2 separate regions of the Homo sapiens genome follow, and region 1 is linked to region 2. The links are chromatin loops, found by intact Hi-C in ENCODE. Cell type or tissue: CD4-positive, alpha-beta T cell. All regions are shown on one strand. Each heading gives the region's core, and the rest is flanking DNA. Links, peaks and the distances in the headings are about the cores only. Region 1 overlaps DARS1 (aspartyl-tRNA synthetase 1). Region 2 has its middle 66 kb from the start of CXCR4.

Region 1 (8,000 bases), core at 1-8,000, 90 kb before region 2:
CCTTCCATAGTGCTGGGATTACAGGTGTGACCAACCGCGCCCGGCCTGTGATAACTTATTTTTTAAGCCAGAGTCTTGCTCTGTTGCCCAAGCTGGACTGCGGTGGCACAATCACAGCTCACTGCAGCCTGGATCTCCTGGGCTCAGGTGATTCTCCCACCTCAGCCTCCAGAGTAGATGCGACTACAGGTGCATGCAGCCATATCCTACTAATTTTTTTTTTTTTTGAGACGGAGTCTCGCTCTGTCGCCCAGGCTGGAGTGCAGTGGCACAATCTTGGCTCACTGCAACCTTCGCCTCCTGGGTTCAACCGATTCTCCTGCCTCAGCCTCCCGAGTAGCTGGGACTACATGTGCCCGCCACCATGCCTGGCTAATTTTTTGTATTTTTAGTAGAGACGGGTGTTAGCCAGGATGGTCTTGATCTCCTGACCTCGTGATCTGCCCGCCTCGGCCTCCCAAAGTACTGGGATTACAGGTATGAGCCACCACGCTCGGCCGACTAATTTAAAAAAAATTTTTTTGGTAGAGATGGGGTTTCGCCATGTTGGCCAGGCTGGTCTCAAACTTCTGGGTTCAAGTGAACGGCCCATTTTGGCCTCCCAAATTGCTGGGATTACAGGCATGAGCCACCATGCCCAGCTGATCCAAAATAAGCGTGGTGAGAAGTATGCACTACTCAACAAGGCACAGACCAGCAGTTCTAAAACTACTCTATAGGTTCTCTTTAGTGGAATAAAAAATGTCAGCAAACCCCATTAATCACTTAAATAAGTTCTGTCATGTTACTTAAAGACCTACAAATACCAAACTACTGTAAATGCTTATGCTTATAGCCCTTAACTTTAAAATAGAAATAAATTTTTAAATAAAAACAAAATTCAAATTAATAAGTAATATTAATTTTTAATTTCACTAAAACTAAATTGCTGACATTTGGTTTACTCTATAAAGCTTGTAGCCTTAGAGCCAGTTCCATAATTAATTTGTTTCTGTATTCTGACTTCAATACTAGTAATGGGAAGAATACCTGTTCAGTTACCTAAAACATTAACTTTGAGGTAGAGTCAGGATATTTCAGCTTCACAATTAACCAAAATTCTGCAAAGAGTAATCTAAGAATGACAATTTAAATAAAGTATCAGTCAATCATTTTATAAAACTGTCTTACTTATGTGAAAGTTAATGTGGCATTGTTAGTTAAAATTTGTATCAAATGAATTATCAAGTATCTGAACTTAACTGGAACTAGAAATAGAAACATTTTTCCTTGCATCCAACTGTTATACTACTAGTGATCTGCTGCCTAAACAAGTGACCTCAAAGATAAATGTATGAAAGCTACCTTAATTTTTGCTTTCACAATTTTAGCGCATACCCATTTTATGCGCTAAAACACAGTTAACAATTTTTAGGAAAAGGATTTTAAAAGACAAAGAAAAACCCCATATATCTTTTCCCTAAAAAAGTTCTAAAAAGTTCTTGCCGAAGTCTAAAAGTAGACTTCTCCTACCAAGAAGGATCAGGATTTCTGAACTATCTTAGAAGTATAGGTTACATCACACAGAAAGGACAAACTGACTGACCCATCTGGAACATAAAATCATGTTCCTAAGAAAATTATCTTAACCAACTACAAAACCTAAAAACTCATCATTTTTTGCCAACGAGTCTTAGCCATAAGAATTTTCCTTTTTCGCAAGATAGCAAAAGCCATTAACCCACCTACTGGTAATTATTCAGGCTCGATTCCTTAACATGCTAGTGCCAAAAGTTTAATAATAGTTATCTATGTACCACATGTTGAACCTATTGTATAAAATTGGCTCCATTCACTTACATATAACCAGTGACAAGGTTTATAATTTGGAACAGCTCAACCTTTTCCTACACATTGCTACTTTATATAAAGTCCATTTTTTAAAGGGACTAAAAATAGCTGCATGTCCTTTGCTTAAAAAAAAAAAAATCAAGTCACAATTTAGTTAAGCCTGAACTGCATCTAGATCCTTATGGAGTTCCACTTCAGGAATTAAAAAATCTAGGCTAAATTACCTATATTCTTCCCTTGTCTAAAAGAAAGATCACCCATGGCCGGCTGCGGTGGCTCATGCCTGTAATCCCAGCACTTTGAACAGCTGAGGCGGGCGGATCACCTGAGGTTGGGAGTTCAAGACCAGCCTGACCAACATGGAGAAACCTCGTCTCTACTAAAAATACAAAAGTAGCTGGGCATGGTGGTGGCATATGCCTGTAATCCCAGCTACTGGGGAGGCTGAGGCAGGAGAATTGCTTGAACCGGGTAGGAGGTTGCGATGAGCGGAGACCACGCCATTGCACTCCAGCCTGGGCAACAAGAGTGAAACTCCGTCTCAAAAAAAAAAAAAAAAAAAAAAAAAAAAAAAAAAAAAAAAAGATCGCCCGTATATCATCCCATTTGGATGAAAGCCTTTAATAAAATAATGATAAAAAGATGTTCTTTAATTTTATGAGGGCATTAGTGAACTAAGTTCTGTTTGGGAGACCATTTGAAAGTAGCTCTTTTAGCTATTAAGCTATGGTTGACATCTGATATAGTCAATCGCTGTTATTTAGTCAAGTCCCAGGAGTTTCTGAGAAGATCCAAAATAATAGGAATAACTTATTTGCGGAGTACTTTAACGTGTCTGCTTCTAAACACATCACATGGATTAACCGTCCACTTGTCAGTAGAATGCCTCTCACTGAATATTATGGGTAACTGGGATTTTCAAAAGGCTTTTCCACTGGAAGCTTTAGGAATGTAACGCCGAGGTTATAATGCAGTTTAATGGAAAAATATATTCTCTATGTAACTGTCGGCTTCATGTATTAGTTTTCAAAACCAAATTATTATACAAAAGTTGTTTGTTGATTTGAGGTTGACTTTTTTCCAGTATTTTTCAGTATATTTAATAGAATTTAGCATCTATGTCTGCGGTTTCCAGGACCATCTTTTTTTCTTTTATAGAAGGTTCTCTGTGCAGATAAAATTTCTAGGGACCAAGCTCATTTATGTTTGACTTCATAGGATACACACTAACCTTAAAAGGTTGGAAGACAAATGCACCCCACAAGCACACACTCTAACCAGGAGACGAAACAAGCAAACCTAATTACCAGAAGACACACGTAGAAGAAAAGTGGTCATCTCTGGGCAGCACTGGGAGATAGGGAGAGGTGGGGCTACTGTATTAGTAGTATTAAAATACTACTGATCTCATCAATGAATCGATACAATTCATGGCACTTAAGTTCTTAAATCCGAGTGCAGGTATTACTATGACGTAATTTGATAAATATCTAAACCAAAACCAGCTGCTGAGCATCCTTTATATGTATAACATTGTGCTAGAGGGTCAGGGAGGGCTGAAAGCTAAATTACGATATTGAATTAGATAATTTTTAAGTTTCTTTCCAATTCTAAAATTCATAATTCCATCTGTATTAACTCATTCTTAGAAAGCATGCATCTAAAAAGCAAACATTTAAAAAAATCAATAGAAAAAATATATCATTTACTCTGATTGAATTCTTTCTTTTAAAAAACACTTACACACTATGAAATTACTTTATTACTTAAAACACAAAGACCATCCATTTTCTCATGTTTTCTGAGATCATTATCATGGAAATAAAATTCTGATGAAATTGAAAAAAAACATGAAACAAAATTAGCCACATCACCACTACCAAGTAAAACAGCTCTCATCACCTTAGAGCCACTGCACACACAACCACACTTCTATCTCTATATCTGCCTCCTGCAAGCTGAACAAAACAATGTGCTGCTTCTACGGGAACTCTGAGCCAGACAGCCCAGACTTTTACAGGAGGAAAAAGCAAGTTTTACCTTTTTTCTCCTAAACCCTTTTGGTGTCAAAGCTAAAAGTTGTAAAACATTTGTTTTACTTCCTTCTGGAGGCAATCATTTGCCAAACTACATTCTTTTATTTTATATACTTTTATTTTTTGGTTAGAAAACTTGTTGCTCAACATGCAAATCTCAAACTGGGGGAGGGAGGGAAGGAGGGAGGAAATGAAGCTCAACAAACACAACAAAATAAAGTTGCTCTGCTATGTTGAGGCTGCCAGGCTTTTTGTTACTCTACTTGAAAGTAAATGTGACTTGTCTGTAGAGAGTGCTGCTTCAGCAGTTCCAAATGAATTTCAAGCCTGTGCTCCATATTTTCTCTTTTGTAAGTTTAATGTATTCAGCAACACTGAACTGACAATTTAAATAACTACATTTTTAAACAAACGAAGCATTGATGTTAATGTATGAAAATGGTCCAAACCCCTGGGAGTCTTGGTTCCCACCATTGTTTATTCTGACAACAGGATATAATTGCTTACTTACTTGGCAGCAAATTTAACCATCTGCTTGCTTGCATGGTCTCCCACCGCCACAAGAGCCTGGACATTAAACTGCTGCTGACGTAGGACTAAGAAGCACTGTTTCCCTGAAAAAGACAGAAAGAACACAAATGTATTAAGGACACGCAACTTCAGGTTTTACAAAGAAGGAAAATGCTCTCTACTTTAAAAGTGGGCCAAAATTTACTATACTCATCAGGCACGCATGCATGTGTATACTATCCATTTGGCTTCCACAGACAAAATACTCACACTCAACTGACAACCCTTAAAGAAACTCAAGTTCCTATGATGAGTAACAAGAAATGCTTTCAACTTGTTATAAGAACACAGGCAAATCACCAATTTCAAAAAAACTTCTAAATCAAGAAAATTATTTTGTCATTGCATTGATTTATTAAACAAATTTCAAGTAACTTGAGATCACTTTCAACATTCATTCAATAGTTAGTATATTCCACATGCAAAGGCACTGTACTACTATGGAAGTTTCAATACTGCAACCACAAAAGTGCTAACACAGTGCTTAAAAACAAGGACACAAACACTATGGGGTGGTCCATCTACAGAGTTTCTTCCTACCAAAGTACATTTTAAAGAGCATTTAAATTGACAGGCTAGTGCCTTTCATGTTCTACGTTCTTCATTTTTCCTTTATCACCTTCCTAGTCCTTCATATTTTATGAGTCTCGCATTTTTTTTTACTCCAAATAACTTATATTGTCTATTAAAGATCATTTTCTTCAAGCCCTATAACCAGTTTTATTTTTACATATCCTGGGCCTCTTTATTCCTTCTTCTTTGATAAAGAACTGTTACTCCTTATTCTTAACCTTCTGAAAAACATTATTCATAATATATTTCGTTATTATGTATCCTTGTGACATCCCTTTTTCCTCCAAAGCAGATCCTTCTTAAGTCTCTGATCAAATTCTGGGAAATTACTTCTTCATAAAAAATGGGTTAATCTCTCCAAGACCACTTTACACATCAGATTGTTTTGTAAAACATCACAAGATTTTGTTTTTTAAACTGAGCATTATATTTTACATTTAGAATGGGCCTTAACCAAAAGAAGAAAGAAAAAGGAAAGCAAAAATGCAAGCAGACTTACAGTTACTACTTTCAACATACAGTATTTTGAAATGCAAATCAGATAGCAATCACAAGTTAAAAAAGACAGGTTGCAAACAAAGTGTCAACACAGACATAATCTATTGACTTTAGAGTCATATATGATTGGCAGGTTTTTAACCACTAAAAAACACTCTTAATTTTCCCTTTTGCTTTGGAGGATGATCCAGTCACAAAGTAAAATCCTAAAAAACGAAGTTGTATTAATACAGGAAACAAATTCAAAGGAGTTTTAAAATATTGGAAGGACAAAGGTTATTACCACAGAGAAACTTGCAGATGAATAAAAATAACATTTTCCTAGGAACTACTACTGAAACCACAGCCACGTTACCCCACTTAGAAAAGTATGTTACTGTGAAATGGAAGGTAATGTGCACACGACAGTGCTAGGCTAAGCCATAATGTAGTCAGAGTGTATTAGCTACTCTAATAGTCCAGACAGAAGCAGCACCAACCTAGCTGCCTCACAAAGCTGTCCAGTGATAATTTCAGTGCTACACAAAGACCCTGGAGAAAGAATGGAGAACTCTAAAGGACTTACAAAGGGTGAGCACAGGATAAGTCTATGGGTCGGCACTAGGGGGTAACAATTAGTGTGTCTGGTAGAAAAAAAAGTAAAAGCTTTGAAATCAAAAGGCCTGGTATCATATCCTATCACTTCCTATGAAGGGGCCTGTGGGAAAATTATTAAACCACTTTATATCTCAGTTCTTCATCTGGAAAATGGAGACGGTAAGAGTCATGAGGTTTTCTTTCATAATCATAAGGATTTTATAATATGTTTAAAGTTGAGACGGAGCCCAATTAATGTTAACTATTAATGACTTTTTTTTTTTTTTGAGATGGAGTTTTGCTCTTGTTGCCCAGGCTGGAGTCCAATGGCGCTACCTCAGCTCACTGCAACCTCCGCCCCCCGGGTTCAAGCGATTCTCCTGCCTCAGCCTCTTGTGTAGCTGGGATTACAGGCACGTGCCACCAGGCCTAGCTAATTTTTGTATTTTTAGCAGAGATGGGGTTTCACCATGTTGGCCAGGCTGGTCTCGAACTCCTGACCTCAGGTGATCCACCCACCTCAGCCTCCCAAAGTGCTGGGATTACAGGTGTGAGCCATCGCGCCTGGCCTATTAATGACTTCTTTTTTTTTTTTTGAGATGGCATCTCGCTCTGTTGCCCAGGCTGGAATGCAATGGCATAATCTCGGCTCACTGCAACCTCCACCTTCTGGGTTCAAGCAATTCTCCTGTCTCAGCCTCCTGAGTAGCTGGGACTACAAGTGCCTACCACCACACCTGGCTAATTTTTGTATTTGTAGTAGAGACGGGGGCTTCACCATATTGGTCAGGCTGGTCTCGAACTCGTGACCCCAGGTGATCCACCCGCCTTGGCCTCCCAAAGTGCCGGGATTACAGGCGTGAGCCACTGCGCCTGGCCTTAATGACTATTATTAGTAACACCACTACCACTGACTACTTATTTGATGATTAATTATCATTCCTTTTTCACAGCTGGATGACTATATACAAAAAGTATGCAGGGCGCTGGGAACACGAACGTAAGTATTTGTTAGAAAATCATGATAGACTCTTACATGAGGAAAAAGTGATAAAACCATATGTAACGTGTAATCCCAATTTTGTTTGTGTAAGAAGTATATTAAGATTGATCATATGGGGAAAAAAACCACCAAAATGTGGCTACCAATGAATGGTGAAATTATAGGAAATTGTTCTGTCCCTGTATTTTTCTGTATTTTCTGAACTTTCTACAATAAATATGCACTACTTTTCTAATCAGAATAAAAATTTTTTAAGAGAACTATACACTCACAGGTAGGTACAGAAGAAAGGTAAGGGCTGAAAGGAAATTTTGGCCAAGTTCAAAATTAAACACAAGCAGTAAGTAGAACCCGGGAAGTTTTAGACAGCTAAACATAGGAGCAAATGTACCTCCTAAGATTTGCATGCCTGCTAGAGAAAAGAAAGAAAATCAACGGTTATAAGTGAAGTGAAGGCCAGTCATGTTGGCTCACGCCTGTAATCCCAGCACTCTGGGAGGCCGAGGTGGGCGGATCACTTGAGGTCAGGAGTTCGAGACTAGGTTGGCCAACGTGGTGAAACCCCATCTCTACTAAAAATGCAAATATTAGCCGGGCGTGGTGGCAGGTGCCTGTAATACCAACTACTTGGGAGGTTGAGGCAGGAGAATTGCTTGAACCCAGCAGGCGGAGGTTGCAATGAGCTGAGATCGTGTCACTGCACTCCAGCCTGGGTAACAGAGCAAGACTCCACCTCAAAAAAAAAAAAAAAAAAAAAAAGAAGTGAAGAATGTTCACTATACCCTTTAAATGTTTACTGTGCTTATTAGATTTAATTCTAAAAAATTTTTCTTATTAAAAAAAGGCAACAGATGGGGGAGGAAGGGAATGAAGTAGTGAGAACAGTCTATGAGCATATTGTTTTACAAAAACCT
Region 2 (16,684 bases), core at 3,940-11,939:
ATGTGGTGGCACATGCCTGTAGTCCCAGCTACTCTGGAGGCTGAGGCAGGAGAGTCACTTGAACCTGGGAGGCAGAGGTTGCAGTGAGCCAAGATTGTGCCACTGCACTTCAGCCTGGGCAACAGAGAGAGACTCCAACTCAAAAAAAAAAAAAAGTGTAATCCCAGCACTCTGGGAGGCTGAGGCGGGCGGATCATGAGGTCAGGAGATCAAGACCATCCTGGCTAACACGGTGAAACCCTGTCTCTACTAAAAAATACAAAAAATTAGCCAGGCATGGTGGCGGGCGCCTGTAGTCCCAGCTACTCAGGAGGCTGAGGCAGGAGAATGGCGTGAACCCTGGAGGCAGAGCTTGCAATGAGCCGAGAGTGGGCCACTGCACTCCAACCTGGGTGAGAGAGAGACTCTGTCTCAAAAAAAAAAAAAAAAAAAAAACAAAGAAAAGAGAAAGAAATACAAATACTGCATGTTTTCACTTGTAAGTGGAAGCTAAACACTGCGTACTCATGACCACAAAGATGGGAACAATAGATGCTGGGGACTACCACAGAGTAGGGAGGGAGTGAAGGGGGCAAGGGCTGAAACACTACCTATTGGGTACTATACTCACTACCTGGGTGAAGGGATCATTTGTATCCCAAACCTCAGCATCACACAACATACCTTTGTAACAGACATGCACATGTTTCTCCTGGATCTAAAATAAAAGTTGAGAAAAAGAGAACCCTCTAGCTGAAAGTGTGGTGAACATTCCTGCAAAACGTACATTTCCTTGAAAAGTCTGGATGTGGGCGTGTTCTGATGATAAGGAAGTTCTGTCAGCCATATATTGGTCCATGCTTTCCTGAAGTAGCCCAACTCCCTAGCACAGATAGACACACAGAGGAAGAGTGCCTCAGAACAAAAATAAGTTTTCAAAACAAAAAATATCAAGAATTACAGAAGTCTGGAGGGGAAACTCATGGTCAAAGCAACGTGTTGATATAGAAAATAACGAAAGATACAAAGAAACCTCACAAACTAATTTTTGCAGGCTATTTAGTCTTTACTGTTGGCTCTGCTTCTGGAAGGAGAACACAGTCATGCATCTTGCTTTGTCCTTCTTCAACAGTTCAATATAGTAATGAACGTGTTGAATATCTACTCTGTGCATATCTAGCATGACTAAGGAAATGAATATGACCACGACTCTCTTCAGAATAACAAACTAGTAGGAGATAGAAATATGTATATGACTGCAAAGACAGGTAAAAATAATGTGCTCCCAGCAGGAGCTATAAACAAAACGTCATAGGAGCCCAGAGAGTGCGTGGTAATTGTAGACTAAGAAGAATCACTGATGTTCTTCATGGAGGCTTTTGCATTTAATTAGGCTTAAAAAAGTGGGCTTCAACAGTCAGATATGGCAGGGCAGGAAGGACTGGTGGGAGGAAGAATGGGGTTTATGAGGAATGAAGGAGGGGAGGATATTTCGGGGGGAGAGAATGGCTTGACTGAATCCACAGAGTGACAGTACATTAGAAAACAGTTGAGCTGACCCTAGAGGGTATGGCGTGGGGCTGGAGATGTCTGGTTGGGGATAGAGTGCAAAAGTACTTTCTGAGCTCAAATTGTAGAAGGTCTTCAATTCCATTTAAGGCGATTGGATTGGTTTCAAGTAGGCTGGTCCGTGGGGTGGGAGGTGGGAGTTGAAAGTCCATGAAACTCAAAATGCTTCATCATCCTCAAAACTCATAATCTTTTTGAATATTTAATTTATTTTTAGTCTATCCTTCTTAGGTTCATTTTACAGAGTAGTTTTGGTAGATGTTTGTCTTTTTTTCATTTCTGTATTTGTAGCCTTTAGCACACAGCCTACCACATACAGACATTCAACAAATTTGTTGAGTGTTGTTCACTTCCTCTCAGGCCTTGTCTATACATAAATGGAAAATGTCTATCAGCACACATTAACTCAACTTCACACAAGTGATCAATCTGGACCATTCAGGCTAAACGACCTTTCTCACCAGCCTGTATTCTAACCCATCTGCATAATCAAGCCACACTTCTAATTTGTCTTGCTTTTAGGGTTGTAGCCAATTTAAGTTTCTTTTGGATTTTCTGCTGGATTGCCAACATTCTATTTGGTAAGAAGATAGCCAAGTTAGATAATTGGAAACAAAGAAGAAAAAAATGTTTTCCACTATGAGCAGTCCTTCGGTTCCTCTTAATTTTCCTGATAATTGCTTTAACCCTACACTTCAAGTTGCCTAACTGTTTAGTTTCCACATTTTAGGGTCCAATGCACAATTCCTTGAAATTCAATTGACATGTTAACTTTGAACCTTCAAAGAAGAAAAGCTTTCACTCCCACATGGTCACATATGCCTGAACTGCTTGCCTCTTTACATACAGAACAGGCTTGGTTGCCTTTGCAGAAAATTAAATAACTCATCTTTTTTACGCAAATGCCAAACATCAAAAGGGCCAACTACCTACTGAGAGTAGTGTTCAAAGACCAGCTTAAAAAATCAAGAGATGAATGAAAGCCAAGGTTTTTGCACAGCAAATACTTGCAAGAAACTTCTGGTAGTCATGGAGTAAAATCCCATTTTCATAGTTTCACTGTGCTTTTAGATATGTTGGGCTGGGTTTTCCCATTGCTTGTCATATTCTCAGGGATAAATTGGATGCTTATGCTGTTTTGGAAATGGTATTAATTTAAGCCTCTCTGATGAGATATGCAGTAAAAATGTATCATAGTGCTGATGTCAGGGGAAGGGAGATGACACTCCTGTGGGAAGATTTGTATGACCCAGGGTATGGCTAAGTCCATAAAATGCTTTCCATGGAGCAGGATTGTACTGCAGGAGCCTGTGGGATTAGTCTAGTTTATGTCATCAATTAAAACCTCCATCTTCCATGAAACCTTCTCTGTTTCCCATTGGTTCTGGGCTGAGTTGGGAGCTGACTTGGACCTCACTCCTCCATGGCTTTGCATTCTGTCTTCCTTTCTGGCTAAAGTGCCAAGTCTCTGCCATCAACACCTGTTTGTGCCAGTGAAATACAATACTCTCTTGCTCTGTTTTTCTTGCTTCCTTCCTCTTTTCCCTTCCTTCCTTATTTCCTTCCTTCCTTCCTCCCTCACTCCCTCTCTCTGTTTCTCTCTTTCTTTTTCTTTCTTTCTTTCTTTCTTTCTTTCTTTCTTTCTTTCTTTCTTTCTTTCTTTTTCTTTCTTTCTTTCTTCTCTCTCTCTCTCTTTCTGTCTTTCTCTTTTTCTTTCCTACTAGTAGTAACCAAAGATGCATTTGGAAACATCTTTTATTTGTGTGAGACATAAATGTTGCCAGTAATAAAACTCAAAATGGACAAAAAGTATTAGAACCAGACTAATTTGGTGAAGGAGGGGGGCAGAAATGAGGATAAGAGTGCAAGGCATTGATAGCTTCACCTTTCTGCTCCTGACTGTGCTGTGCTAGAGTCTGTGTGTCCCTCTGCCAGACCAAGCCTCTGTCCCATATATAGTCTTGTTGAAGGGGCAGGTTTTATCCTTGTGACCTTGTTCCTCCAAGCATAGCTGTATGTATGGCCAGGTTTTATCCTTGTGACCTTGTCCCTCCAAGCATAACTGATTGGACTAAGATAGGATACTTGTGTCAAAAATAGACAAGCTATAGGCTGGCCAGTGTCCTGTGGTATGGCCTAGCAGAAAAAGATGAGCTGGGTCAGCTACCGTCTTCCCCTGAGGGATTTCAACAGGGACATATCGAGAATTTCTAGTGGGAGCTGGAACTAAAAGTTCAGTAGATTAAGAGAGACTTGAGATATCTTAAGGGAGTCACATTGATGAGGAAGCAGAGACTATGAGGCAGATAAAAGATTGTAAAAAGTTGAGCACTGGAGTAAGGATCTTTAAAACTGTTAATGAGGGTCTTTACAGCTTCCCTGGATTTAGAACTACTGTTCAGAACTACCTTCTGTGCAGTCTGACCCTGTTCTTAAAATTTTATGAGATTCTAACTTCCTTCTAGCCATGTGAATCCTTACAGTAAATCCTTTCCTTATGCTAGTCTGTGAGTGCATATTAGAAATGCTTTCAGCTGCAAGTAACAGAAAATTTAACTGGCAGTGTCTTAAACACAGGGGCATTTATTATTTACTTAAGAATTCCAGTTACAGTGTTGGTTCTGCAGCTCAATGATGTCATGAGATACCCAGGAGCCTTGGCCCATTCTGCTTTGCTTTAATGCCTGATGTTGTGTAGTTTTAGGTGTCACATGGCAGTGACTAAAGCAGATGGAGAAAGAGGTGGGACAAACAAACTTTCTCCTTGAATCCTTATGATAATTTTCTTAAAAAAATCAAGGAGGAAAATCTTCTTAGAAAGACCCTGGCAGATAGCCCCTGGTGTCTATCAGGACTGGGTGGTCACCCTGGGTCAGTCACTAGCAAACAAGATTGCAATGGACATATTGCATTAGACCCATTGTGATTCATGTCCTGGGGCTGGGCTCATTGCTGCCCATCAGAAATTGGCATGCTGTTAGCAAGAAGGGAGAATGGCTATTGGGTAGTGAACCAGCTGATGTGGCTTGGGTTCTCTGGAAGCAGATTCACAGATGGAATTTGGGATGCAAGGTGTTTACTTGGTTTGAAACCTGTAAAAGGAGAGAAGCTTAAAGACACATAACAACAAAATGTAATGTGGCATCCTGGATGTGATCCTGGAAGCATCAAAGGACATTCAGTAAACACTAAGGAGAACTAAATAAACTACCAACTCTAGTTAATAGTAATGTATCAGTATTGCTTCATTAATTGTAACAAATGTATTATACTAATGTGAGGTGTTACTAATAGGGAAAACTGAATGAGGGCATATGGAAACTCTGTGCTATAGTCTCAGTTTTTCTGTATATCAGAAACTATTCTTTTTTTTTTTTTTTTTTTTGAGACGGAGTCTTGCTCTGCCACCCAGGCTGGAGTGCAATGGTGCAATCTCAGCTCACCACAACCTCTAGCTCCCAGGTTCAAGCGATTTTTCTGCCTCAGCCTCCCGAGTAGCTGGGAGTACAGGCGTGTGCCACCGTGCCTGGCTAATTTTTGTGTTTTTAGTAGAGATGAGGTTTCACCATGTTGGCCAGGCCGGTCTTGAACTCCCAACCCCATGATCTGCCCGCCTTGGCCTCCCAAAGTGCTGGGGTTACAGGCGTGAGCCACCACACCCGGCCTCAGAAAGTATTCTTAAAAGCAGTCTATTATAAACAAACCAAAACCTGTCAAAAGAAGGGAGAGGTAACAGGATTGGGCAGAAGAAAAAGCTGAATCACAATGCAGGACCATGGAAATCTCAGCTAACCCCTGGGGAGCTCTGGAGAGACTATCGTCCGACTGTGTTTCCCACATTGAACGGAGCTGTCTGGGCCTTTATCCTGCTGCCTCACTCCATCACTAGGTGTGGACTATGCCAGGAAGGCACAGTCTTGGGCAAAGTGGCTCTTTCTAGCTGAGGCTGACATTGAAGAAACTGACAGCTGAAGGCCATCTGTTGGTCACACTCCTTGCAGCTGGGCAGCAAGCCCCTCCTTGACAGAGAATCTGGGTGGCACATGTCTGTGTCCACTACATCAGCAGTGTCTACCTCGGTGAATCTCTGTAGTAGACATGGAGATGTGCCACAGATGATCTTCAGCAAGGACTTCCTGTTTCAGCTGCTGGGAGGGCAGCCATTCTGATACTGGGAAGGAAGGGCCTAGGCAGGAGAGACACCAGTGAAGATGCTAGGAATTTCCTATCAACCATTGCAGCCATCTCACAGTCACGGGGTATCTGTGACCATGGAAACAATGCAAGAATTTCCAAGAACTATGCTATGGGGTCATAGTCTCAGGCTATTTATGAAATGCATTTATTCTGAAATTGCATGTGCAAGTTGGTTGTTTGGAACCCTAAGTACATTTTTTTTTTCATAGAAATAGTAAGTAATAGGTTTCCTTGTAAGCCCACAAAAGACCACAATGTACCTGAAGTATAGCATGATTTCAGTTTTACCAATTGTTATTTGTAAAACTGTGTCTTCACAGAAAGGTACATTCCAGGAAGGGACACGCCTTCCACTATAGGTGGTCATGGATAGATCCACACAGAAGGCAGCACTTTATCTCTGCATTGCAAAAGATAATCAAGTAAGTTAGGAGCTCTGGATTATGGTTCTGGTTTGGCTGCTTTCTTAACACTGTTAGAGTGTCTTTTTCTGTTCTGTCAAAGGATGGGGCCTAAGTAGATCATTTCTAGAGCCCCTTCTGTCTCTAGCATTCTGTATCTCTCTAGAGCAGTCATATAGATAATCGGAATTCAGAAATAAAAAAACATTTGCATATAATAGGGCAAGAACATGGCTAAACATTCATATTTGTCTGGGTCTTCTTCATAGCACAGTATTGCATAGTGACATAATTAGTAAAACTGGGCCTCTGTGCTAAATTGAATGTGGATTCCCCTGCATAGGACAAAAGGACTCTGTGTTTCTCCAAACGACTGGGCTTTGTTAGATCAGAACAATGTCTTAGGGAATTGGGTGAAGAATGAAACTTCCCCTCCCTCCAGGCCCTGCTCAAGCTTCCCCTACAGTAGAAGGCCACTCCTCAATGCTATAGGAAATAAAGTTCCTTGTAGTCACACAAGGCAATTGGGAGCTGCATGGGATCTGGGCAGACCCACTCATTTGCCCTGCCCCAGCCTGGTGACACCATCACCACTCTTCCCTTGGGGTATCTAAGGGAGGACCTGCATCAATGCCCTCAATGTATAGGTTTATTGTGACCATTTGCTCAGGACAAAGGTGTGTTGGTAATTTGTGGTTGTTAATATTCACAGTAGAGTATAATTTTGAAACTCTCATTTCCACATATAAGCTACAAATTAAACAATTTACCACAGTTGTTAGAAGTTTCCATATAACGTTATTTGTAGGACAATAATGAATAGACCATAGCTACAGTTATCTAGGTCACAGTCTCAACTTTGGAATGAAATCCAAGGGTAATTCAGGTTGGTATCTTGGACTTTGCCTGAGTTGTCTAGGGAATCAGACAGAGCTGACATGCTTCAGAAACATGTAACATATACTCTGCTTAAATGTATGGCTTAAACTCTACTGCCTGAGATCACATGAAAATTTCATTAATCACTGACCTGTGCCATGTCATCGAGTCTCCTTGAGCTTAATGTGAGTCATTGAACCTTGTTTAGCTTCAGTTCTTCATTATGAAATCAGGGATGATAGAAAGGTTCCAAAACAGTGGGGTGCTTTTATATTTTTATCTTTTAGTCTTTTGGATGGTAGAGTCTTGGTTCCTTATGGATACCTTGCTACAGAATAAATCTATAACTAATTCTCCCAAATCTTACTATAGCCAGAAGTTTCAAAATGTTCTCCCTGGTGCATCTTTTTAATCAATGCTATATCTAATAGAAAAGTGTTTATGTCTCTGTTACTCAAGAAGAATCAAACCATCTTCCTTCTCCTTTTTAAAGTCATTTCATCTGTCTGATGCAAATATCAGTGTGCATCCTTCTCTCTTCTACTCCTAGACAGACCGCAGTGTGGCCTAACACACATGCATAGAGATGGGGTCAGGCCCCCCCTGCTTTTAGCTTTGGTTTTGTCACCAACTAACTTTTGGGTCCAGCAAACAGTGGGTGCCCAACACATGTGAAATGTGAGTTTTAAAAATTCTCTTGGCCTCGATTTTCTTTGTTGTCAAATAAGACAGTTTTCCACTGTGGCAGGTACTGTTGATTAACTCTATAGTCATTTCAAACACCCTTTTCCTGTCTACTTCTCAGTATAGAATAGAGGCTGGTAAATGACATATGACTTCTCTCAGCCTGTCTTGCAATTAGGTGGCTCATGTGACCTAAGGGGCTGTTTGCTGGAGGGTTTCTGGGAAGAGTTATTTTCCTAAATAAAGTGATAGAGACATGGGAAAACAGCCTGTTCCCTGCCTTCACCTTCCTGCCTTGAAAGCAACTGTGGGGGAAAGATGCTTGGAACTGGGATGACCACTTTATCTTGTGTAAACACATGTGAGGATGAAAAGTCAACTCTCTGAGGATGGGGAGCCTTGAGACAGCAAGAGCCTGGGCCCTTGAGCACCATTGCTGGGCCATTGCACCAATCTCAGAATTGCTTACCCATGCCCTTCTTATTACATGAAGTGATTCCATGTCTCTAGCTCTTAAACAGAGTCAGGTTTTCTCTTTCTTGCAGCCAAAGTCACATCTTAAGTGATTGTAACCACTACAAAGTGATACTCTCTAAAGTCACTTTGTTCTAAGACTCTCACAGTATGTACTGAACCAATTTTTTTTCCTGGTATTATATCATTATAGGTGAGTTTCATTTCCTTTCCTGTGTTCTCTAGTAGAGGTGGTAATGAGCAGTGAAATAACAAAGAAGTTGAGAATAGGAGAAAAAAAAAGTAAGGAATGAAGACTTCAAAATAACTCCCATTTAGGTACTTAGAAGTTAATCATGAGTGGAATACACAGAGGGAGCTGGGCTTGGCTTGACGGGGTGATCTCCACTTTCCTTCTCTATTCCCAGAAGACTTAGGAGGCTCCGTGAGAGGGAGAATGAGATAAGAATTTTAGCAACTTACTCTCTCCACCCTGTGAAAGAACTTCTGCCTTGGCAACACCCCTCCCCAAATAATTTTCACATAGTCCAGATGAGTGCCTTCCCATACACAGGATGAAAGATCCAGGGAAAAAAGTCATATCGGGACAATGGAGAAAAAAAATTGGCTTTGCCTCTGCATTGTGTGTCTAATCCTGGTTCTGATAGCCCTTTACAAAGTTCCAAAAAGTGAAAAGCAACCGTGGAAACACCTGTTGGAAACCGTTTTTGAGCTGTCCACGTTGGTACTGGCTGGTTTCCTCTGGGAGGCTGAGTGCTCAAAGCATCAAGAAGGCCAGAACAGAGAACAGAATTTGTACTCCATCATCTGTGAAGGCTTTACTCTATTTCAGTAGCTGTGAATAAAGGGGCTTTCCGTAAACATACGTTATGACCATAGATATCAGGTTGACTAATACAATTCATGGCTCTGGCGCTCTTCCTATAATCCACCTGACTCGAATACTCAGGGTGTGCCTTTTGGTGAGTTCATATGTTTGAGCAGTCAAAGCTTTATAGTCCTCACCAAAAAATATGTTTTTGACTTAATAGTTTTTAGATAAAAAATTTTCACAATGGATGAAGTAGTCTAAGACATTGATAAAACAAAATTATGTTAAAAAGTTCTCGACCTTCCTGCTCTTTTATGTTTTTCTCGCTAATCTCACACCTTGCTAATCTCTCACACCTCCTTTACAGAGGTGTAAATTATCTTCTTTTGGGTGCATGTACATCAATTGACACATTTATTTAAATTTAAACTCAGAGAAAAAATGCACTAGCTTTTGAGTTTAGAGTCAATGTGAGACCTCAGGTCCAGAGAGGTGAGCGGCAGTGGAAGAGGTGATAAAAGACTGATTCTGTGCTACTTTTATCACCTCTCTGGGCTTGAGCTCCTAATCTGTGAAGGGAGGCAACTATCCTAAAATTATCTTTAGGATGATTCATTACAGCTGTAACATGCAATGATTCTATTAAGAGTCTACTGAATAAGGCTAAAGCTATTCATTATTTTTTTTCTAAGAAGTTTTTTAAACTCTTAAAATGATTTCAAAGGAACAAATCCCTTGTAACTTGTAACTTCAAAAAGATTTTGAGTAATTGCTTTTTCATCACAATGTTTTCTTTAGGCAATGTACTTCTTGAACAACCTCTTGCTATATTCCTTTGGTGCTTGGTTTCTCTTTTAAAATAGTGATGCCTGCGACTGCCTATAATAGAGCAGCCATTTTTAGTTACTACTGAGGCCAAGCCTTTCTTTGTTGAAAATAGTTTTATTTTTTATTTTTATTTTTTGAAACGGAGTCTCACTCTGTCGCCCAGGCTGGAGTACAGTGTCGAGATCTCAGCTCATTGCAAACTCTGCCTCCCGGGTTCAAGCAATTCTCCTGCCTTGGCCTCCTGAGTAGCTGGGATTACAGGCACATACCATCATGCCTGGCTAATTTTTGTACAGTTAGTAGAGACAGAGTTTGGCCATGTTGCCAGGCTGGTCTCAAACTCCTGACTTCAGGTGATCCACCCACCTTGGCTTCCCAAAGTGCTGGGATTATAGGCATGAGCCACTGTGCCCAGCCCCCTGAAAATGGTTTTAAATGCATATTTCAGTGTGTAGATTATAGTGAAGCCTGAGGATTTGTTTAAAATATAAACATGATGCAAAAATTGATTTTAGATTTCGCCAGCATATTGTTGTTAATTGGTAGAAGCATTAGAATTGTATGATAATATGTTTACAAAGTTCATGTCAACTTTTATGGGAAAGCTGTGCATTCTTTTGTAGAAGACCTTATGAACCTCAAGCTTGTAAGTAATAGCTATCTTTTGTAAATAAGTTCTAGCTGTGTGCTAAGTACTTTATGACACCTGAGAGAAACTCAACTCATGATGATGACAGGGATGGTGAAAGTTGCTACATTAATTGAGTGCCTACTGTGTGCCAACAAGTGATTATATCCAGCATTATTTCTAACTGTTTCAATGTTAATATGAAGAAAGCATTATTAGCTTCATTTAACAGATAAAGAAATTGAGACTACTGAGACTCAGCAACGCTGGGGAGTAACACTGGCATTTGAACTCAGGTCTGCCAGACCTCTTCCACCATGCTAGGCTGAAAGGCTTTTCTGCTGATGGCTTTTGCAAAAATCATTCATGTACACTAGGAGGCCTAGGTGTGCAAAGCTATAAGATAAGCCATCTGAATGAAAGCTCCATTTTAGTAAAAAAGAAAACACTAGAAGAAGGGGGACATGAATAATAATAGCAAACACTTGTAAAGTCCCCCTTTGTATGAGATACTGCTCTAAGTGCTTTGTGACTACGAACACATTTAAAGTTGATGACAACTTTATGGGATAGGTGCTTTCATGGTTACCCTGGGCTTCCAGATTAAGAAACAGAGACAAAGAGAGGTTATGCAGCTTGCTCAAGGTCACCCAGCTAGTAAGTGGTAGAGCTGGGATTTGATCTCAGTAAATTTGGCTCCAGAGTCCATGTTATTAACCCCCTCACTCTGCTACCTTTGTCTTATGCTTAATTCCTATTATCAGGTAGGAATCTAATGGCAGGTCCTGCTGAGCCACCTGTAAACCAGCACAAGAAGGCATTTGAAGATCCCTTACATGTCCATATTATTTCTTGCTTGGAGTGGAAGGAAGGAGTATTGCCCCGCCTGTGGCTGGAAGAAGGCTGAGTAGCCATACAGTTCCAAAGCAACACCGTCTTCCTCTTCTGGGTGGGTTGGGTAGGGCACCATGATGATAACCTCTCTTTCTACATCCAGTCCCCTCCACATGCTCCCCTCCATAGCCTTAAAACAGGAAATAACCAGCACCCCAGTGATTTTTGTGGTGGTGGTTACTAGGTATACATAAGTATAAGATATTATCTCTAACCTTTAGGCGTTCATTGGCCAGTCACTGAAAGAAAGGAAAAAAAGAAAAAGAAAAAAGGAAAGAAAGGAAGAGAAAAATAGAAGGAAAGAAAGAAAGGAGAGAAGGAAAGAAGAAAGGAAGAAAGGGAGAAAAGAAGAAAAGAAGAAAGAAAGGCCAGGCACAGTGGTTCATGCCTATAATCTCAACACTTTGGGAGGCTGAAGTGGGAAGATCACTTGAGTCCAGGAGTTCGAGACCAGCTGAGGCAACATAGGAAGATCACAGAGTCTCTATAAAAAATATTTAAAAATTAGCTGGGTATGGTGGCACACATAGTAGTCCCAGCTACTTGGGAGGCTGAGGCAAGAGGATTGCTTAAGCCTAGGAGGTCAAGGCTGCAGTAAGCCATGATTGTACCACTGCATTCCAGCCTGAGTGACAGAGTACAACCCCATCTCAAAAAAAAAAAAAAAAGAAAAAAAAAAAATAGAAGAAGAAGGAAGGAAATGAAATAATTACACAGCATTAAGGCCAATGTGATGAAGAACCAATGTGGGCTATAATTGCCCAGGAGGGCTTCCCTGGAGATGTGGGGTTAATCTGAGCCATGAAGAATGATTATGGGTTGGCCAGGCCAGTTGGGGAGGGAAGGATGGCCAGAGGTAGAATGAAAGGGAGAGGACAGAGAGGCGCCATGGCTGAAGGGACACCATCCTTCCTTCCTCTCCCGCTGCATCCATATGACTTGTGTCCTGCTGCTGCTGAGTGCCAGTGGGTAAATACCTTCTCTAGAGCCCCAGCCCCTCCTTCGGCTCAAAAAGGTGAGTAACTAACATACTTCTTTGTGAAAAATGGGCGATCTAGACCTTATGAAACATTAATTTTCTAGTGTGTTCTCTATGAAGAAATGAAAACTCTGTATTTGAAGAAAGTCAAGGAAGTAGCTACAATACAGCCAAGCATTAACACAATGCCTGGATGGTTAGAAGTCTCAGGCTATTTAAAGACCCAGTAATTAACATAGTGCAATAACATAAAATAGGAAGGGCTACAGTTTACTCTGCACACAAGAACTCTTGGCAGCCACATGATTCCTTCACAAAAATACAATGACCAGTAAGTTCTGCAGATGAGTTTTCTCATCTATAAAATGGGTATAGTAACTGTATCCACCTCACTAGGTTGTTGTAAAGATTAAATGAGTTAATATACACAAAGTGCTTAGACCAACCCCTGCTGACTTATACACTGAGAAATGTTCTTAGGACAAGATGCTAGTTAGCTACAGAAGTGACACAGACCACATGTGAAGTGTGTGTTGTAAGTGGTAAATTTCAGAAATGGGTCCCAGAGGGGCAGATTCTTTTCCGAGGCATAACGGGTGATATGTAGGAGAAGACATGCTAAAGCTCCATTTCTTTTCGGTTGTAAAATGAGTCACCTTTTCTAAGAAGTGTTACATAAACCAGGTTTGGTTCATTTGAGCACGGTGTGGTATATAAGAAATAGAATTTGCTTTATTTTAAACCGTTTTTTTTTAACCAATTGGTAGTTGTTTAACAAAGCTTTTTAATATTTGATGTGAAGCAAAAACCAATGAAAGTCTATAAAAAATAATCCCAATATGATGACTCAGTAGCTCTCATTCTATTTGAAAGTGATCTGCACTTGGCAGGGGGTGGTGGGGGGAATGAAATCAGAAGGATTACAAGGGAGCTTCAATTAGATCTGTAACATCTTATTTTTTAAAATAAAAGAGAGCAAAAAGGCATAATACTAACATTTATTTAATCTGGGCACTATTAGATTATTTCCTTTGCTATTCTGCATGTTTGAAAAATTTTATTTTTCATCTAAAGAAATGTAGCCTTCAGCTCATTTTCCTCTCACCATATAGCTAACTTTACACTATATTCCTGCTCCCTACCCCCACTTTGGTTCCACAGATCTCTTCATCCCTTCTAGAAACAGTAGAATGTTTTGCATCTGTCTCTTTGGGGATTTCCACTTCAGCCTGACCAGTTTCGGTAAATGCTAACTCCATTTTTCCTTTCATCTCAGCCAGCACACTTTGTAGCGACTATTCACAGGTCTTCTGAGGGTGATATATCTGCGCCCCAGTGTCACAGCAGACACAAAATCTAGTAAAAATGAAATTTCAAGGGTGGCCTTGATCAGTATGAGTGTCAACACTAGGGACAGCAGTGGATAAGTGTGGGTAGAAGCATTGAGGGAGTGAGACAAAGGTGGAGATGAGGAAAATGTCACAAAAGGGCAGAGGCTGACAGTGGGGGCACTTGGCAGCCAGTTTCAGGTCTACCCCTGTTGCCTCGGAGATGGGAAGGCAAGTAGGAGGCAATGTGTTGATTGTATAAGAGCTTGTCAGATGACTTGTTAGCCCAGCTGGCCATCTACCTGATGCTGACTTGGGTCAACATGCAACTAGAACTTGGTTTCTGTAGAGGAATAAGGTCCCCTGAGTTGCAAGACTGTAGGAATAGCTCTACCGTGCTGGCAAATCTGTAACTAGCAATGAGTCCAGTGGGTCCTACCAAATGCTTATCGACTAATTAGATGACTGATTTAGTCTGTTTTGTACAGCTACAAAAGAAATACCACAGATTGGGTGATTCATAATGAATAGATATTTATTGGCTTTTGGTTCTAGGGGCTGAAAATTCCATTATTGAGGGGCTGGCATCCGGTAAGGGCCTTCTTGCTGCATTATCCATGGTGAAAGGGCAAAGAGAGGGAGGCAGTGAGGGAGGGAAGGATAGAGAGAGAAAGAAAGAGGAAGATGTGCAAAATAGAGCTGAACTTCTCCTTTTATAAGGAACCTACTCCCATGACAATGGCACTAATTCATTCAGGAGGGCAGAGCCCTCATGGCCTAATCCCCTCTTAAAGCACCCACCTCTTAATACTGTTACAATTGCAATTAAATTTTAACATGAGTTTTGGAGGGGACAAATGTTCAAACTATAGCAATGACCATTGTCAGTGCTGATGCCACCCATAAATACTAAAATTGATAGTAGCATTTTAGTATATATAGACTTATTTATGTCCCTGTTTCCCCTGTTGCACAGACTGACTAGGGGCTGTGCTCCCTGGCTGAAATGTTAGGACCTGTGGAAGCATGCTTTAAAGCTTGTCTTTCCCCCTTCACCAGATCAGTTTTCCATTGAGTTCTCATGGTGAATCCTTTTTAAAATGTAAGGTCCTGAAAGAAAGAATCCATGTGTTCTCAAGTTCTTGTATGCCCTGCCAGGACCTGTGGGCTTTCAACAAAAGTCATTTGAGGAGTTCCATTAGGTTGGCAGATACAAAAAACAGCTGTGCTTTCCAGAGAGAGAAATCTATGACTGCTGAAATCTGCTATCTTTGACTCTGCCTTTGCCTTTTATCTTTTCCTTTAGATAACAGGCTTTACTGTTTTGCATTTTACAGTCATATAAACTAATTCAGGATCACCCTTTGGCTGTTTTGCCATCTCAATGCACTCAATTTGAGTTGCTCCCTTAAAATAGCTGGCTTCCAATTCTTTAATCATGAATTCCAAATGACATCTTAAACTTGCTTGAGAAAAAGTTGAAAAGGACATTTTTGGAAATGTACAAATTGTTACTTATTGATTTACTTTTATTCAATAAAAATATGAGAGGCCGTGCCTTGGCTGATCCTGATCAGTTGCTTACCCATCTCTCTCTCTTCCTCAGTTTCTTTCTATGCAAAATAGAGCCAGTAATGGTACTTATAGCTTGCCATAGAGATTAAAGGTTTAACATAAAACACTTTCCCTTAAGAATATGACCATCTAGTTGGGGAGATGTTGACTATAAATAGATGTTAAATAAGGAAACAAAGCTGAGTTGCTAAGTGAGTATATGGATGGCAAATGCTCTGGAGCAGTTAGCCCTTCTCTCTAGCTGAGTAATGATTTCTCCATGAAGTCCTGTCCTTGTTCTACTGTCAGACTAGGTGGAGCCTCCTGCAGAGCTTCCACTGGCTGGCTGGACTCCCAGCTCATCCAAAGACCCCACCTGTTCCCAGTTCTGCCTAAGCAGCAGCATTCCTGGCCAAGCCCTGAGCTTCAAGGCTGATGGTGTCCACTTCCCCTTCAACCAGCACAGCTCTCTCCTTCTCTAAGAAAAGTGCACCTTCCTCTCATTCTTACATAAGGCTTGTCTAGTGAGAAAGTCCCTCTCTGGGTTGCCAGAGGCAAAAGTCTTGGTTGTTCTTTACTAAAAACTTGTAACCAGCTGCAACCATTAACAGATGTCAGACTGAGAACACCCATTAGAGAGTGCAGAGCTAGCGAAGGGTGAAGGGTTTTTTTTTTTTTGCCCCACTCCTGGAAAAGGACAATCAGCTTTTGACATTAGTCAGGAACTAAGCCCCTCTATAGTCTAAATTTATTTAACCTAAATTTATTTTAGTTCTTTCTCTTACTCTTGTCTTTGAGGTTGCCAATTTTAGATATACCTACAGTTTGCCCTTTAAGCCCCAATTGTATGTACTTTTATTTTCTTTGCTTAGCTAGTCATTTTATTCTCTATGATATTTCTTTTTCCCTTTTTTCTTTTTTGAGATGGAGTTTCACTCTTGTTGCCCAGGCTGGAGTGCATTGGCGTGATCTTGGCCCACTGCAACCTCCACCTCCCTGGTTCAAGTGATTCTCTTCCTCAGCCTCCAGCGTAGCTGGGACTACAGGTTCATGCCACCACGCCTGGCTAATTTTCATATTTTTGGTAGAGACAGGGTTTCACCATGTTGGCCAGAATGGTCTTGATCTCCTGATCTTGTGATCCGCCTGCCTTGGCCTCCCAAAGTGCTGGGATTACAGGCATGAGCCACCATGCCAAGCTCCCTGTGATATTTCTAAACATATTCTCAGTAATCTCTAATGCTCACTGCAGGACAGTCTGTGCCTATATTGTTATTGCTTGCTATAATGCAGTTTCTGCCATCTTCTTAAGGTTACAGAATGAACCAGCCTTGTTTAGGATATTTGGAATGACAGATATTAGGTGAGTTTCTTATCACCGCGAGGCATTGGAAAGGTAAGGTGAATGACAGGTACAATCTGAAAATTAAACAGTTTGTAGCACTTGTTTTTTAATCAGAGTTCAGCAAGAGTACATGA

The links. A loop is a pair of places that touch in the nucleus more often than their neighbours do. Peaks named below come from ENCODE experiments on the same cell type or tissue, not always from the same donor. Only the 100,000 strongest peaks of a DNase experiment are listed, where the experiment ranks them.
Region 1: it touches region 2 in a loop (3-fold over the local background); 3 of 110 quality-filtered maps call a loop at or near these places.

What each region holds. Positions count from the first base shown.
Region 1 is chr2:135,957,019-135,965,018 of GRCh38, forward strand. It overlaps DARS1 (aspartyl-tRNA synthetase 1), which reads right to left. Exons shown (of 16, transcript NM_001349.4): 4 at 4,378-4,480. Among named protein-coding and RNA genes, the nearest start is that of DARS1-AS1, 24 kb to the right of the region's middle. RefSeq lists a silencer at 3,707-3,907 and an enhancer at 3,943-4,444. In CD4-positive, alpha-beta T cell, for the core only: no CTCF peak of the experiment used is centred there; DNase peaks (open chromatin) are centred at 3,763 and 4,063; H3K4me3 peaks cover 532 bases; H3K27ac peaks cover 3,577 bases.
Region 2 is chr2:136,043,578-136,060,261 of GRCh38, forward strand. No RefSeq gene overlaps it. Among named protein-coding and RNA genes, the nearest start is that of CXCR4, 66 kb to the right of the region's middle. RefSeq lists enhancers at 7,478-7,527, 7,548-7,667. In CD4-positive, alpha-beta T cell, for the core only: no CTCF peak of the experiment used is centred there; DNase peaks (open chromatin) are centred at 8,274 and 9,014; H3K27ac peaks cover 2,995 bases.